4 separate regions of the Homo sapiens genome follow, and regions 2, 3 and 4 are each linked to region 1. Evidence: chromatin contacts called from ENCODE Hi-C or POLR2A ChIA-PET data. All regions are on one chromosome and are shown on one strand. The core of a region is the stretch at or near the end of the contact, and the rest is flanking DNA. Distances in the headings are between cores, read along the strand shown. Region 1 holds the start of CDKN1B (cyclin dependent kinase inhibitor 1B). Region 2 holds the start of PEX5 (peroxisomal biogenesis factor 5). Region 3 holds the start of PTPN6 (protein tyrosine phosphatase non-receptor type 6). Region 4 holds the start of PTMS (parathymosin).

The links. A loop is a pair of places that touch in the nucleus more often than their neighbours do. ChIA-PET counts read pairs that join two places held with the same protein, here RNA polymerase II (POLR2A). Pooled maps may share reads with other maps.
Region 2: a loop to region 1 is called in a map of gastrocnemius medialis, with 20 times the contacts of the local background. The contact joins the promoter of PEX5 here to the promoter of CDKN1B in region 1. A Hi-C loop is called at or near these places in 1 of 168 maps with a recorded cell type or tissue (gastrocnemius medialis) and 2 of 50 pooled maps. POLR2A ChIA-PET finds 5 or more read pairs at or near these places in 1 of 52 experiments (OCI-LY7).
Region 3: a map of OCI-LY7 shows a loop between it and region 1 (9-fold over the local background). The contact joins the promoter of PTPN6 here to the promoter of CDKN1B in region 1. A Hi-C loop is called at or near these places in 1 of 168 maps with a recorded cell type or tissue (OCI-LY7), 1 of 37 single-sample maps with no recorded cell type and 6 of 50 pooled maps. POLR2A ChIA-PET finds 5 or more read pairs at or near these places in 1 of 52 experiments (CD4-positive, alpha-beta memory T cell).
Region 4: a loop to region 1 is called in a pooled map, with 2.7 times the contacts of the local background. The contact joins the promoter of PTMS here to the promoter of CDKN1B in region 1. A Hi-C loop is called at or near these places in 2 of 50 pooled maps. POLR2A ChIA-PET finds 5 or more read pairs at or near these places in 3 of 52 experiments (A673, Panc1 and WTC11).

Annotation. Positions count from the first base shown.
Region 1 is chr12:12,715,918-12,718,617 of GRCh38, reverse strand. CDKN1B (cyclin dependent kinase inhibitor 1B) reads right to left here and starts at 1,250. Exons shown (of 3, transcript NM_004064.5): 1 at 304-1,250. The coding sequence starts at 778. It also overlaps a transcript of GPR19 not described here. RefSeq lists silencers at 684-872, 1,297-1,866 and enhancers at 1,047-1,146, 1,227-1,276.
Region 2 is chr12:7,188,300-7,191,119 of GRCh38, reverse strand. PEX5 (peroxisomal biogenesis factor 5) reads right to left here and starts at 1,434. Exons shown (of 16, transcript NM_001351132.2): 1 at 1,370-1,434; 2 at 596-758; 3 at 197-232. The coding sequence starts at 742. RefSeq lists enhancers at 608-687, 145-860, 718-867, 861-1,577, 1,578-1,637 and 2 more and silencers at 1,058-1,467, 2,488-2,537.
Region 3 is chr12:6,950,106-6,952,805 of GRCh38, reverse strand. It overlaps PTPN6 (protein tyrosine phosphatase non-receptor type 6), which reads right to left and starts at 1,450. Exons shown (of 16, transcript NM_002831.6): 1 at 1,286-1,450; 2 at 1,075-1,197; 3 at 629-823. The coding sequence starts at 1,293. RefSeq lists enhancers at 1-282, 283-1,216, 1,217-2,152.
Region 4 is chr12:6,765,113-6,767,863 of GRCh38, reverse strand. PTMS (parathymosin) reads right to left here and starts at 1,501. Exons shown (of 5, transcript NM_002824.6): 1 at 1,114-1,501. The coding sequence starts at 1,158. RefSeq lists silencers at 697-1,196, 1,307-1,636.

The sequences.
Region 1 (2,700 bases), core at 1-2,500:
CCCTAGCCAGGAGGCGGACCGTTGATAAACATCCCAACTTTGTCACATACCTAGGAGTTGCTAGTGAGAGGGACCGCGATGTATTAAGTTAGGGAAATTATCGGATCTTACCATCTCCAGTTTCTGACTTAAAAGTCACAAACAGACAAGCAGTGGGCCAGGTAGCACTGAACACCTAAGACCAATAAAGTTAGCTCTCCCAAAGCTAAATCAGAATACGCCGAAAAGCAAGCTAAGGTTAACACCCTCCAGCAGGCAAAGCGGGGCCCCAAACACATTCTATGGTTGGGAAAGGGTCATTACCGTCGGTTGCAGGTCGCTTCCTTATTCCTGCGCATTGCTCCGCTAACCCCGTCTGGCTGTCCGACGGATCAGTCTTTGGGTCCACCAAATGCGTGTCCTCAGAGTTAGCCGGAGCCCCAATTAAAGGCGCCGCCGGGCGGCTCCCGCTGACATCCTGGCTCTCCTGCGCCGGCACCTTGCAGGCACCTTTGGGGGGCCGCGGGGGTCTGTAGTAGAACTCGGGCAAGCTGCCCTTCTCCACCTCTTGCCACTCGTACTTGCCCTCTAGGGGTTTGTGATTCTGAAAATCGAAATTCCACTTGCGCTGGCTCGCCTCTTCCATGTCTCTGCAGTGCTTCTCCAAGTCCCGGGTTAACTCTTCGTGGTCCACCGGGCCGAAGAGGTTCCTGCAGGCCGAGGGCTTGGGGTGCTCCGCCTGCCTGGCGTCCATCCGCTCCAGGCTAGGGCTCCCGTTAGACACTCGCACGTTTGACATCTTTCTCCCGGGTCTGCACGACCGCCTCTCTCGCACTCTCAAAAAAACAAAACCGAACAAAACAAAGCGCCCCTACGCAGCCCGAACCCCTCTCGGAAGCCCAGCGACTGCCCTCGGAGCCAAAAGACACAGACCCCGACGAGCCACGGCCCGAGCTCTAGGAGCGCGCAGGGGCTGCGGGGAAGCCCCGGCCCGGCCGCCGAGTCTCCGCTGATCAAATGGACTGGCGAGCGGGAGGGCGGAGAGGAGAGGGGACCAGGCAAGCGGAGAGGGTGGCAAAGCCCGTCCGAGTCTGGGCGGGTGCAAGCCCGCGGGTCCCGCGAACCCAGCCGCTCTCCAAACCTTGCCGGCGTCGGAGTCGCAGAGCCGTGAGCAAGCGGGGACAGGGGAGGGGGAGAAAAACACCCCGAAAAGACGAGCCCCCTTTTTTTAGTGGCCCAATATGGCGGTGGAAGGGAGGCTGACGAAGAAGAAAATGATTGACACGGCGAGTCTATTTAAACAGAGGAGGAGATCCATTGGTTGCGGCGGCGGGAGCCGCCCCGCCGAGGCTGGCGAGCGCGGCCTTAAGGTGGCCCCGGCGCGGTTCCGCCACCTCCCCTCGTTCCCGAGCGCGCCGCCTCCCCGAGCGCCGCCGGGAGATTGGCTGGTCGCGTGACTGCTGGAGGGGTACTGCTGCCAACAAACCTGCTCTGGCTGGCCTCGGAGAAATTAAAATTAAGACAAACAAACTAGCCAAACGGCCGGGAACCTGGGGCGGGGCCTGAGGTTCGGGGCCCGGCGCTGCGTTGGCGGGTTCGCCGCGGCGCCTAAGCCCCGACCTCCCTCCCGCTCCTCGCCCGGGAAGCCGGGACCTGGACCAGAGGACCGCGAAGGTCGCCGGCAGCTCGCTAGGAGCCGGGGTGGCGAGCTGCCCCCAGCTCGGCCCTCCCCAGCGGCCCCCACCTCGTGGTCTGCGGGGGAGGCCGCGGAGCGTTTGCTGGGGGGGCTGGGCGCCCCCCCGCCGGCGTGCCTTTGCTGGGGGCTGGTGGAGGCAGTGGGCAATGGTTCGCTCAGCCTTAACCCAGAAGTTTCTGCCATCCCTGGGGAGGCTGGGGGCCTAGGGAAGAAGCCAAAGCGAACGTCTTTCTTTTAGAAATTAGCCAGGAGTAGACGCGGCACTTATCATGAACTCAAGCTCTCCCTCAATGAAAATAAGAAAGGAACTCAAGATTAAAAAAAAAAAACAAAAAACTCTAGTCTCTCAAGTCCCTTAATAAACTTTGTAGCTGTCTCAGACACGTTTAGTTTTGAAAAACGAGGGTACACCCCTGGCCCAGGATCTTCCTTCCCAAGCACAGTTAAGGCCATGGACATTGGCTGCGTGTGGGAACTCGTCCCTTTCTACTTTTCTGTTCTTTCCCGGGATTGTAGCAGTTTCCTCTACCTGAGTCCAGCCGCCAAATACAACAGCTCCTTCCTTCCTCCACCCTTCTCTCTCACCAGATTTCACTGCTCCAACAAACTCAGAACAATATTCAGATGCTAGTGAATGCTTTCAGAGGGCTGAAGGGTGAAAATACTCCCCTCGGGGTCAAACTCCAGATGATGAAATGATTTTTAAAACACCACAACCATGTCCTAACGTCCGATACTAGTATTCCAGCGTTTCTCTTCTCCCTTTTGCAGCTGGAAATTTCTCTCTCAGTGTGGGCTTGAGCACCGTGGTGGAAGGTAAAGTAGGACGATGAGCAGGGCTGCCCTGAGACAAAGCTCAGTGGATCTTCAACTGCCTCCCCACCCCCATGCCCGGTACCCATCATCTTGGTTTGAGCCAAAGTTAATGCATTTTACTGGAAACCAACCTTCCGTTCTAATATTACACAGCAGCAAAGTTTTCTTAAGCACCTATGCTACAGATGAGCTTGATGTGTAGCTTGTTT
Region 2 (2,820 bases), core at 185-2,684, 5.5 Mb after region 1:
CACAGAAACTGGAGACACATAAAGAGAAACTGTCTTTCCATAGATTTAGAAGGACGAAAAAATACATTTAAAAACAAGCAGGCATTCTCATTCGGTCAGGAAAGCCCAAAAATTGAAATACGGGTGAACTAAGTTTAAAGGTAAAAACACAGTGGGCAAGAGAAAAATGGGACAGAAAAGAGACTGGTCTATTTACCTCATCTTCAGAAGCTACTCCCAAAGGCTTGGAGGCCTAAGAGAGAAAGACAGAGATGTACAATGACGCAGTTCCTCTAAAATCAGGGGTTGATGAAGCCCATAGGCATCTGAGCCTCGGCTTCTTCATCTATAAAATGGTTGCATTTATTTAAAGGTGCACAGGGTTTTCTAGTGTTTATAAACGCTCAGTAAGTGGTAACTACTATGATTTGCAACACAATAGAGAAAGCAGTTATACCAAGATGTGCAAACAGCCCCTCCACCTCAGACCACCACCACCTGGGCTTTCCACCTCAAGAACACTCACTGCCTCAGAGGCTGCACCTGGGCTTTCCACCTCAAGAACACTCACTGCCTCAGAGGCTGCACCTGGGCTTTCCACCTCAAGAACACTCACTGCCTCAGAGGCCGGGGCTCCGGGGGGCCAGGGGCCAGGCCTCAATCCCTCCTGCCGAAGGGCCTTGTCCTGGGTGAAGTGCCCGGCGAGCTTCATGAGCGGGTTGGCACCCCCGCATTCGGCCTCCACCAGCTCCCGCATTGCCATGGTGACCGCCAGCTCTCTGATGGACACAGGAGGTTTGGAACTGAGGTACCCAAGCCAGACCCTTCTCACATCCACAACTCTGCCCGTATCTGAGGAAGGCACACAGGCGTCTGCCCCACACTGGCCGCCCTCCACCCCAGTGCTTTTGCTGCGACCCCCACCTCTGCCAGGAGTTCGAGGGAGGTCGGTACTCTCTCCTGCCGCCCCCCTCAAAGGCCACCGCTTCCAGCCTGCGCCTCTGCAGAGGCCTCCGCGACTACGGTCCCATGGGCTGGGGGCCAGCAGCTGCCTCCACAAAGGGGCCTGGACCCCGGGGGACCACGGGGACGCTTCAACAACCAGGCTGGACGGCGACACTGCCCGAAGAAGGGACAGTGGGAAAACAGCCCGACCATACCTAGCCCCGCGCAGCCCCAGCACGCGGTGAGCACGGCAGAGGAGCATTCCCTCCCCTTAAGTCACCGGAGCCCTTCCCCCGGCTCGGCCCGGTCCCTCCCGCGCTCCCCACCGCCCATCTCCCCGGCCCTGCTGCCGCTCCAGCCCCGCCCCTGGGACCCGCGAGGCCACCGCAAGGGTGGGGAGGGCCCAGGGACGCGGCCCCGGGCCCCCTCGGGGTCAGGCGCTCACCGCGGAGCGCCGCGCCGCACGACCCGCCGGGGCACCAGGTGCTGGCTTGGGGGAGGGGAGAAGAGGGGGCGGGGAGCCAGGGGGCGGGGCTCAGGCTTAAAGGGGCCGTGACCGCCCCGCAGCGGCCCAGGCCCAGCGGAAGCTGTCTGAAAAGGCGGGGCCTTAAGACTGCGACGCAGCCTGACGGGAAGAGCCGTGAGTCTTAAAGGGGAAGAGCACCTTAGAGAGCGGGTCTTGGAGAGTCGCCTTTAGGAGCGCTCGAAAAGGCCACGGGCCCTAGGATTTGTTTGACGGAAAGCTCAAAGAAGAGTGGAGCTAAGAAGGGCTTCCCAGGCTCTGGGGGAAAGCCGAAGACGCGAGATCCTAGGCTCAGTCGATCCTGCCTCTTCCCTTGGGCGCATTGTGACCTAAGGGGATTCAGTGCCCTTTCTGAGCCTCAGTTTTCCCCTCTAAAATGGGGCTGGCTAATGTTCCCAAGCCCAAGAAAGAGAAAAGCCCTAACACCAGGGGCTGGGGAGTCCAGTCCGAAGCCTTCTTCAGCCTCCTAGGCCTGCCCCGCTTCCAAATAACCCCTAGCGGGGTAGCGTCACTGTCTCCATGGAGACAGGGGCCCGCCCCCGCCTTAATCCCTCTCCACCTCTGCATAATGGGGAAAATAGCACTGCATGATGACAAATTCCGGAGACCAAAATAGGGTCCAACGCATCCTGAGACCTCGAGCTGGTAACGTACAGGGAAGGTGAACAGTGAGTCAGCCCTTCCTTCCGCTAAGTCAACATAGTGGCCTTATTCCCATCACTCCAGGCTGGGAAAGGACAAACATACAAGAAATGCTTTTAATCACGGAATAAGACTAAGCCTCAAGCCCCCTCATCTGCCAAAGAGTGTGCTCTGCTGTCAAACCTCAAAGTCATTGAGAAACAAACCCTGATAATCTCACCCAGCTTCAAGACCAAGGGAGTCCTAGTGTCATGGAGAAGAGCAAGGAGGGGCCCAGGGCTGCCGGTAAATGACCAAGGGCAATAATGCCAGACGAACAGAAGTACCATCCCAGCCCAGGGTGCATGAGCGGAGGCAGGCAGGCAGCAGGTGGCGCCATGGGCCGGGCTTGTTTCCTGGCTGTTCTGCAGATTTCAGAGGTGGAGGCCTCAGGGGGCCACAGGGAATGTCTGTGTAAACTCATCCCTGGGAAGACAGAGAAGCTGCTCTGACACCTCAGGGGAACAGAATGGCAGGGGACAGACCATAAGACTGTGCAACATTTCTCCTTTTCCTTGCCTTTTCGCCCTCTTTCAGAGGCCCCACTTCTACACCCCGTTTTCTTCCGGAGCACACAAATCCCAGCCCTTGGGCGTCCCCTGTTCTCAGGCTGCCATCGTGAGGAAAATACCTGATAAACTAAACCACACAAGGATGAAGAGATGCCCTCCAGAAGGTGCATACTTTTAAAA
Region 3 (2,700 bases), core at 201-2,700, 5.8 Mb after region 1:
CACAGGAAGGAAATGCCTGGAGTATTACTCTGTGCCCGGGACAGCGTGAGACACTTTACACAGGTGAACACTTCACATCGTGCTCTCAATGATCTCTGTTTGGGCCGGAGACCTATTTGACCCCACAGGACAGACCCATCCCCACGGGGCGGCTGGGACAAGGCATCAAGTGTCTTGGCAAGCATTCATCCCCATCTTCACCCCAGTGTCAGCTCCTCACTGTCCTAACATGTGCTGGGGTGAGGGGCAGACGGAGGAAGGCAGGCTCGATTCCAGAGGAAGAAGAGCTTTCTAACAACAGAGCTGGCCTGCACGACATGCTGGCCACCAGCAGTGGCCTCCCTGTCTCCAGTGGGACCTGGGTTGCAGCGGCCAGGGCTCCCGGAGTAGGGCGAGGCAGCTTTCTGTGGCTTCCTCGGGGTTAGGTGGAAAGGGTGGTAGGTTAGGCTCTGAGACACCAGGTCCCAGGACAGCAGGGAGGAGGGACATTGAGAGCCCCAGCTGGTGCAGGGAGGGGAGGGGATGGAGGGTAGGCAGCGCCGGCTGCCAGTCTCCCTGCCTCCCTGGCTGTTCAGGGTGGGAGCCGGCTCATCCCTGCTTGGGAATGGCGGGGGTGCGGAGCCCTCACCTCTCACTAGTGGGATCGGAGCAGTTCAGCGGGTACTTGAGGTGGATGATGGTGCCGTCGCGGTCCTGCAGGACACCCTGCTGCTGAGTGTAGTACTCCACCAGCTCTGTCAGAGTCGCAAACTTCTCCCCTCCATACAGGTCATAGAAATCCCCTGAGTTCTGGATCCGAATATGGGTCACCTGATCCCCCACCCTGCAGGGCACCAGGCGGTGAGGCCAGTCGGTGCAGGAGTAGAGGCAGGAGGGCAGGGATCGGCTGAGGTCCTGGGTGGGGGCACACATGGGCATGGGTGGGCACAGACAGGGATGGGGAGTGTGGGGGTTGGGGGCAAGGGAACAGACGGGGAGTCAGCACTGCCACGGGGAACCAGGAATGAGTGGTTCAGGGCCTGGATGGCACAAGAGAGTGGCCAAAATGCCCGGGGTTGCGGGGGGCCCACCTACCTGACGGAGAGCGAGAAGTCACCCTGGTTCTTGCGACTGGGCCGAGCCAGGAAGCTACCGTGGACACCTCGGCCCTTGAGCAGGGTCTCTGCATCCAGCCCACTGAGGTCTCGGTGAAACCACCTGGGCGGCCCAGGCAGGGCAGTGAGGAGGGGTCCCGTGGGCACCAGGCACCCTTGCCTCCTGTCTACCGTGGGTGGCAGGCCCTTACCTCACCATCCTGGGGGCTTCCGGAGAGGAAGGGGGCGCAGGGAATGAGGAGGTGCAGCTAGTCTGGGCAGGCAGAGAGCTCAGGGACTAAGCCTCAGATGCAGCTCCCAGTGCCGGGCCGCCTCACCACCCCCGGTGGTCCCAGTTCTGGGGCTGCCACTCCACTGGCCTGGGGCAGCCGGCAGGGCGGGGACAGGAAGAGGCGCGGCCGACCCCTTGGGGGAACTCACTTGTACTTCTCGTTTTAGAGCACAGCAAGGGAAGAGAAGCAGAGCAGGGTGGCACTGGGGGTGGGGACGGGGCCCACTTCCCACACGTCTGCAATCAAAGGCTCAGGAGCATGGCATTGCACATATGTGACAACACATGCAGTAAGGACACATGTGTGCCTTGCACACTCCAGGCCCAGATAATACTTCACGCATGCGAACCCAGACGGTCCCACGGCATCTCTCCCTCCTCCACCAGCTGCTTTTACGCAGCCCTCCCTGGCCCACGCTAATAACAATGATGGCGGTGACAACTGTCATCGAGTGAGTCCTGCTGGATGCCGGGCGCTGTGCTATAATGGCGTTCACATGCCTTGTCTGATTGGTTTCTCACCACAGCCCTATGAAACAGGGGCTATCTTTATCATTTTACAGACAAGGAACCTGAGGCTCAGGGAGTTTAAGGCATTGCCTGAGTCCATCAGTGAGTCAGCTGCAGTGCCAGGATTCAAACCCAGACAGTCCGGTTCCAAAGCCAGTGCTTTGAACTCCTATACACCAGCCCTCAGGGCTTCAAAGAACAGAGATTAAGAGCCTCCTTGTCCAAAGGGGCTGCCATGGGAGCAGGAGACTAATAGTTAAGACCTTGCCAATGCTTGCAAGAGAGAAGGGTGCCCTCCTCTAACCAACATATGCAGTTTGTCCATGCCACTGTGGCAGAGGGATGGACAACATGACCCTGAGCAGCCCTGTCAACATGGGTCCTTTCTAATTCTTGTCCCTAGGCCTCTGCCCTGCCCCAGCACTCCCACCAGGGGGCCTATCTCCTGGGGGGCTGGGGGACAAGGTCCTCACCATGGCTGATTTTCTCAGGGCTGGTTGATCTTAGAGGCCCTAAACACTAAGGTATATGATGCTGCCTACCTGTAATTCCAAATACAAACATCAACACCGCCAAACCAAAACGAGGAAAAGCAGCTCAACAGGGGATACATAAGAAACACATATTGGTGGCTTCCCCTAGGGAGGGAAACTGGGTGGCTGGAGGACAGGGCTGGGGGAGACACTTGGTTCTCTACATACCTTTTTGAATGTTATATGATGGGCATGCATTACCTTTATAAAAATAAATATGCTAACTGGGAACAATTTCTGGGAAACTTTTAGGGTACAGGGAAGGCTCTTTGTCTCTATCTGGATGCTGTTT
Region 4 (2,751 bases), core at 252-2,751, 6.0 Mb after region 1:
AACATCTACGTCTCCACATGCACACATGTAACTGACACGGGCAGTCCCACACACTCGCTGGATTTCAGACATACAAAGACACCTACTCAGTGAAGTCACATGCCACCGCACAGCCCGCCGGAGGGCCACACGGGCGCACCTTGGCAGATCGCACACAGCCCCTCTCCCACCGCCGTTAATCCCATTGGCTCCCCCCGTTTCACTCCGCGGGCCTCCGGGAGACCTGTGTGACGGCCCCTCAGCAACCACCGCGCCCCCCCCCCCCGCCATACACATACACACACAAGATAGGGCTCCCAGCCCCCAAACCCCGGCCGCGTTAATTTCCCAAAGCGACACTCCGCAGGTTCCCTGGGGAAATTAGAGGAAGGCTGGAAGAGAGGCAAGGGCGAACGGATGGGGCCGGGGAAGGGAGCTGATGAGGGCGAGGACAGCTCGACGCAATGCCATGCAATGCCCAGCCTCGGCTTTTTCGAAGGCTAGTCCTGCCCCGCTTCTAATTTTTAGGAATTCGAGATTCTTTCAGTGTGTATGCGGGAAGGGGACGATGAAGAGAAAAGAAAGCTGAAAGCCAGCTGAGGGGAGGGAACGAGAAAACAGAGGCGGCCGCCGTCCGGGGAGAGAAGCGAGCGACGGTCGGGCCGCGGGGAGGGGCCCGGAGGAGCAGCCTCCAGGGAGAGTCCTGTTTACACTTGAGGATCTCAAACCGCTTAGCGAGGAAAGGTGAGGTCAGGTTGCAAGCAAAGACGCGGCAGCGGGGCGCAGGGAGGGGGCGCGGCAAAGTGAGACTCGGGGCGTTCGGACGGGAAGCCGGACGGGATCCGGTCAGCGAGGTGGGGCCGAAGAGGGGTGGGGACGGCTGCGGGGGACGGCGCGACCGGAGCGGCGAGGCCGGGCGCCGTGGTGCGCGCAGGGCAGCTAGAGGGCGCTGGCGCTAGCCGCGCGGAGCCGGGAAAGGAGCTCCGGGCCGGGGAGCGGTGGGAGGGCGCAGTGGGGTCCGCCAGGACCCGGGCGCAAGGGCCGCGCGGGGCCGTCGGGGGCGGCCTGGGGCGAAGGACCGCGCCGGGCCCCAGGGCTGCGCGAGGTCCGGGCCGCCGCCGCCCCCGCCCGTACCTTGGCGCTCAACTCGGCCGCTGCCTCCACGCTTTTCTCCGACATGGTGCCGGGGCCGGGGCCGGGGCTGGCGGGGAGCCGGGGTCCCGGGGCCGAGACGGAGGGGCCCTGGACGGCGGAGGGTGGCCGCGGCCGGAACCTGGCGCGGTGGCGGCGGCGGCGGCGACAGCGGCAGCGGCGGCCGCTCGGCAAGCTGGGTCTCTGGAAGAGGCGGCAGAGGCGCGCGGGGTGGGGCGGGGGTGGGTCTGGAGCGGAGACCCGCAGGGCTGCGGCCGTCCGGAGGGCGGGCGGAAGGGCGGTGCAGGCGGTGGCCGGCGCGCTCGGCCGCGGTAGCTCGATCCCGGGCTCGCCGCCCCCGCACCAGCAGAGCTGCCGCCGACCAGCCGCTGCCGCCCCCGGGAAGGGAACCCGCTTATAAGGCGGCGCTGCCCGACGGGAGGGGCTTCCCAGGGGTGGGGCAGGCGGGAGCGGGGAGGAGAGGAGAGGGGAGGGGGATGAAAGAGGAGGTTGGAGAGGTGGGGATAGGAGGATGAAAGCGAGGGGAGGGAGAGCTAGGGAGTCGGGAGGGAGGACGAGACCAGGAGGGGGAAATGGAGAGACTGACGGCCGCGGAGAAAGAGTGGGGCGAGGAGGTGGGAAGGGGTGGGGTTCCTGCGGGGAGGCACCTTTCCAAATCCCAACCTACTGCCTGCGAATGTGGAGTCTGGCTTTTGGGGGCGGACTGGAGAGGTGGCCAGAATCCTACTGACCCCAAAAAAAGCCCTGGGATTTTGCCAAGGGGTGGGGTGAGGGGAGCAGATGGGAAGATAGGGCAGGTATTTGAGAAACCAAAAGCTTAAAGAAGAGGAAGAGGGTTCGGGCGCTCCTTCCACACCACGCCGGATTTCCCCCTCTCATCCTCCATCCACATTCTCTGGATGGCCTTGAGGAGGGATGGGAGGGCAGAAAGGGCGGCCCAGCCTTCTGTCCCGCCAGATTGACACTTGTGACCCTTGCCGGGTGCCTCCCTTCCTGGCCCCGTGCTGTGAGCCGGGGGGAGTCAGGCCCCCTGGTCTCCTTTGCTGTCTTCCAGCTCTCTTCCATCTTCTACCTCTCTTATTCGCCCGTCTCACCTCACTTTTATTCGCCTGGTCCTTCTATTTCTCTTCATCCGTCCTCAGTCATCTGTACCTAGACCCCTCCTTCACAACCAATTATAACTCGAATCGCTCCCATTCTTCTCTCACCTCTTCTCCACTCCTCACTGACTCTCTTCTGCCCTTCCACCTCTGGTCTCTTTCCCTATCTTTCCCAGACAACCCTGCTCTTGTCTTATCTGAGTCAGGCACCTGGCCCTCTATTCTTGGCTGGCTTTCCTCAACTCCTCTTTCTGTCCTCATTTTTTACATTTTCCATCCTTCAGCTTTTCTCATTCCTCTGCTGCCATCTTCCCTAGCCTTTCTGGGTTATATTTGCCTCCTTTGCAAATATAATACAGGTCCAGGTCTGGAGTTCCAGCCCCACCCTATTCCACACATCCTCAGCTCCTCGCCCTCAATCTCGGTATCTTTGAGTCATTTTGAAAAGCTTGGGATTTCAGAAGGGAACAGGGGCTGGGTTGTGTATTAAAGGTCAGGAAGGTGGACAGAGTGGAAGGCT